2 separate regions of the Homo sapiens genome follow, and region 1 is linked to region 2. A link is a loop called in an ENCODE intact Hi-C map of the cell type or tissue named here. Cell type or tissue: heart right ventricle. All regions are shown on one strand.

Region 1 (2,500 bases), 1.1 Mb after region 2:
GTGCCGGAGTTACAGGCGTGAGATACCACGCCCGGCCAGCTCTTTTTCCTTGGGAAGAAATGCCTTTCATTCTGATATTTGACCCTGCCGGAGTGACAGCAAGGATAATTTTGCTCCCTTTAAAGTTCTCATTTGGCAAAATACAAATATTCTCTGTAGGCCTGTAGCCCCCAATATTTTTTCAATGTGTAGGGTTGTAAAATTCAAAACTGGGTGTTCTGTGTTATACAAACTTCAAATTATACAGAGGGTTTATTCTGGAAGTGGAGAGGATGTGAGAGATAGGGTTCAGCCAGATCACCTCACCTTCTGTTTTACATATAAAATTTCTCTGAAATATATCAATTGAAGGATAATAGAAGAAAGAAAAGTTGTTAGGGAACCCCTTTTATTGGTACAACATTTCCTCAAGGTCAGATAATAAACTATACAGTCCCCTTGGTGTCCATGAGGAATTGGTTCCAGGACCCCTCAGGATGCCCACATCCATGGATTCTGAAGTCTTTTATGTAAAATGGAATAGTGTTTCCACATAACCTATGCACATCTTCCCACATATGGTAAATCATTTCTAGATTAATTATAATAAGTGGTACAGTGTAAATGCTATGTAGATAATTATTATACTGTACTGTTTAGGGAATAATTACAAGAAAAAATGTTCAGTATACAGGCAACCATACATTTTTTTTTCCTGAATATTTTGATGCACGGTTGTTTGCATCCACAGATATGGAGCTCGTAAGTACAGAGGGCTGACTGTAGAAGTTGGGGCAGCAACAATGCTACGTCCTAGTTCAATTAGCTAGATTTGGGAAAACACAACTGGCTATGGGAAAGCTCTCTCGCCAGAGAGTAAGGCAGCTGGAACAGAGAGAACCGGCAAGGCGGGAGGGCAGCGTGGGGAGGACCAGTCAGCATAGGTCAAATCCTCATCCCAATGCAGACTGTCCCACAGGCTGGCTCAGTGAGGCACTTCTACCACAAGATGGCGATGTTGCCCATTTGGTTCTTGGTTCTTCCACAATTGGTTAAGACCCCAAGGAGGCTTGCCTTGTGAAATCAATCCATCACCATTAAGTTAGCTGTTAAGGAATAATGATGAGCATTTGATGTCATTCACATTGATAAGCAGACAGAGCAGGCGTGCCTCCTGGTAGCTGGGTGATCTTGGCATGGGCCTCTGGGCACCCCCACACCCATATGACCATTGTGTCTGTCCTTACACCTCACAGAGGGGACAAGAGCAGGCGTGGAGGGCTGCCAGGTGCCTCTGGGGGCTTCACGCCCAGCTCCTCCCAACTGAGGCTCCTGGTCAAGTGACATCCAGACTCTCCAGACCTCAGTTTCTTCACCTGCAAAGTGCCTCAGAATAGGAGGGAAGCACTTAGCACAGTGCCAACATCTGGTAGCACTTATAAAAAATCTTTGCTGTTATTATGACTACTCCTGTCATTATCGAACAAATAAGTCTAATAACGAATAACACTTTGCACACTGGAATGTCAGTTACAGTGATGACGGGTGGTTTAGTTTTTTCTTACATTCTGAGCATGCTGAAAGTCAGTGTGACCGTGCCTGGGGCAGCCCTGCAAATGCCCATGCATGGATGGCCCCCACATGTTTGGGTGCGGGGAGGCTGGTACTGCCCTCAGGTCTAGGCTCCCTGCTGCCCTGTCCCAGTGTTTGCTAAGGGTGTCTTCCTCCCAGGAGCAGTGTGGGCACTCTCTGCCTCAGTCACCACCCCAGAGATGACCAAGCCCTCTCACTGGGCTTGACCAGTGACAGGGCAAGGCAACAGGGAGCTTCCCAGAGCTTCTCCTGCACCGGTGAAGATCCACTAATCCACATATCTACTCAGGAATCCAGCTCAGAACCCGACAGGGAACCGTAACCCCCAAGCTCTCTGTTAGTCTCCCTTCTGGGCGTAGGGCCTCCCTGCCCACAAGGGCTTTTCCAGGCTCCAACCCCTGCAGGCTTCATGGCCTCACACTTGATCACAAGTGAAAGAGCCATGGGGAAATCCCTGGCATGCGTTCTCCATGGCTCGTGTACCCACCATGCCTCCTTCCTTCATTTCTGTACACGCTAGGAGGAAACTGGCATTATTCTCCTCATTTCCTAGATGAGGAAACTGAGATTCAGTAAAATTTACAGAGTCTGCAGGGGGTAAAGCCAGATTTTGTGTTCTGTCACTCTCCTAACACTGAATCTGCTTCAAAGTAACACTGCAGACACTTTGCTAAAAGATGTAATAACTTATAATTATGAAAATATTTAAAATTTATTTTATGCATTCAGGGAAATGCAAGCTTCCATTTAGCCCACATAACAACTCCAGAAGCAGGCACAATTGTGGTTTGTAGTTTGTAAGTGAAAAAGCTGAGGATGCTAAGTAACTTGCTCAAGGTCACAGTCACTAAATGGAAAATGCATGCCCCAAATCAATTCGATTCCAAAACTGTTTTTAACTGTATTGCTAAGCTGCCTTCCACTAGGT
Region 2 (2,500 bases):
ACCCCATGCTCATAGCAGCATTATTCACAATAGCCAAGGTATAGTAGAAAGAGCCTAAATCCCATCTGTGATGCATGGATAAAAAGAATGTGGTATACACTTACAGTGGAGTATTATTCAACCTCCAAAAAGGAAGATAATTCTGTAATCTGTGACAACATGGATGGAGCTGGAGGACATTATGTTAAGTGAAATCAGCCAGGCACAGAAAGACAAATATCACGTGATCTCACTTATACATGGAATCCAAAATAGTGAAACTGTAAAAGTCAAGGGTGTAATGGTGGTTTCCAGGGGCTGCGGGGGGAAGCAGAGGTGTTGATCAAAGGTGGAAAGTTTCAGCCAGGCGAGAGGAGTAGGTTCTGGAGACTGTGGTGCAGGATAGTGCCAACAGCTAATGATGCAGTATTGCATTCCTAAGATTCTCTAAGAGGGTAGAGCTTATATGACGCGTTCTTATAATAATAATAATAGGGGTGAGAAGAAACTTCGAGAGGTCTAGACATTTAATTATGTATAGCTTTATACATATTAATTTTACCTCAATAAAGTGATTTTTGAAAAAGAAAAGAAAATCCTCCTTGTGGAAATTTACAGAGGATGATTCCAGAAAGATACTATATCATAGACTATCAATCATTTGGCTTATCTCTCAAGCTCTTATAAACAGTAGGAATATTAATGGACTTTATTAACCTATAGGTCAATGAATTTTAATTTATTTAATTATCTTTAAATTTTCCTTGACAGGAGGAGAAAATAAGTAGGGCTTATTGAACAATAAAGAACATTTATTTTATATCAAAGTATAGGTCCCTATGCAGCCTTTATTTTATCTTTAATATTCAGAAGTGAATCCACAATGGCTTTCCTTCTTACTTATATGGCAACCAAAACTGTATGACATGGCAAAATATCACAAAACAGAAGCTAGAAGTTGAAGCTGTAATAAAAACTACCAGAATATGTGAATAATCTGATTTTTTAAATGGAATGACAGCACCTATGGTGTGGCTTTTCTTGCTAAACAGAGACACATTTTTATCCCTACAAATGGTGTCATGTATTTTTTTTCAGTCAGTTGTGTCATATTCTGGCTTCATACTTTTTTCCATGCTCATTTAAGGCCATGGAGTTGTCTAATACCTGTTAAGATCTTGGATAGTTTTGACCACCAGGAGGCGTGTTAGACCAGCAAATTGACACTTCGTCACTAGCGTCCATCCTTGAACACTTCGGAAGATTAAAGGTTAAAGATGAACGTGAGCCTCACTGAAAGTGATTGTAGAGAGATAAAGAGAAGGATTATAATTTTCAAAAGAAACTCTGAGGGTTTTTTTGTTTTGTTTTGCTTTTCAATTCAGCTCAAACCAAATGGTTGCTTTTTTTCCGTTTTTGTAAACTTGCGTCATGTACCTGTGAATTTCGGGCAGGGGCTGAGGTGTGGGGAGCTCTGCTGAAACTTTAAAGCAGAGTCGTGATTCTCTGCCCCCCTCCATTACAAAAGGCAGGCAATAATGTAAATAGAACGTTAGACAGGCTGTGGTTTGTGCTCAGCTGCTCAGGGTTTGCAGGACTGCTGCTTCCAGGAATCTAGCTTTCTCCAGGCTCAGCCTCAATTCAAGTAAGGCTGGACTGGCAGGACTAAATAGAAACTTACCCACTTTTGTTACCTCTTTTCTGAGTCCAGCAGGGAGGCAATCTTAGATCGTAGAAATTACTGCCCTACAGAAATGCCGATGTCCAGAGAGAAAGTGGCATGTCTAGTGCTGTTAATTTCACTACTGCTTTGTGTTATCGCTTTAATAAGATAGGGACTTATCCCAGCGGGGGCTGGGAGTAATGCCATTATTAAATGATTTTCTCTTGGCTCCAAACCCACCTTTCTATATCCTGCCTTGTGATGCCAGCACTGGGACTCTGCAAACTGCAGTTGGGCTTGGCCAGATGCTCCTGGCAAGGGGACGCTAGAGTGAGGCCGCAAATCTGGAGGGAGAGGGGCCCGACCGTTCCTCCTGAGGACTTCCTCCTCCTCCCAGCATCTCTCCAGCAAGGCCGCTTCCACCCAGCAGTGGCAGTTCCTTCCCACTGTTGCAGCTGAATCATGTTTGTAGTTTTCCAAAACTCACAAAACCAGCCCTATCATGCCCTCTTAGAGACTTCAGCTTACCCTTGCATAACTCCAAGTCCAAAGCCTGTGCAAAACAGTTCAGCTGACTTGGAAGGGAGATTGGCAGTTTCTTACAAAAGTAATCATATTGTTACCCTGTGAAGCAGCAGGCAGGCTCTTTGATATTTGCCCAGATAAGTTGAAAACTTGTGTCTCTACAAAAAAACTACATGAGAATGTTTATGCCAACTTTATTCATAATTGCCAAAATTTGGATACAACCAAGATGTCCTTCAACAGCGAGTGGATAAACAGACTGTAGTACATCCAGACGATGGAATATTATTCAGTAATAAAAAGAAAAAGCTAACCAGCCACAGAAAAAGACAT

Evidence for each region. Hi-C counts contacts between places; a loop is a spot of excess contacts. Peaks named below come from ENCODE experiments on the same cell type or tissue, not always from the same donor. Only the 100,000 strongest peaks of a DNase experiment are listed, where the experiment ranks them.
Region 1: a loop joins it to region 2, with 2.9 times the contacts of the local background. A loop is called at or near these places in 6 of 110 quality-filtered maps.

Annotation. Positions count from the first base shown.
Region 1 is chr20:23,441,022-23,443,521 of GRCh38, forward strand. All of the region lies in intron 2 of CSTL1 (cystatin like 1), which reads left to right. Among named protein-coding and RNA genes, the nearest start is that of CSTL1, 2.6 kb to the left of the region's middle. RefSeq lists enhancers at 903-1,002, 1,405-1,984. In heart right ventricle, CTCF peaks have their summits at 982 (motif pointing right) and 1,189; a DNase peak (open chromatin) is centred at 980.
Region 2 is chr20:22,338,116-22,340,615 of GRCh38, forward strand. No RefSeq gene overlaps it. Among named protein-coding and RNA genes, the nearest start is that of LINC01427, 57 kb to the left of the region's middle. In heart right ventricle, CTCF peaks have their summits at 1,174 (motif pointing right) and 1,373; no DNase peak of the experiment used is centred here; H3K27me3 peaks cover 1,258 bases.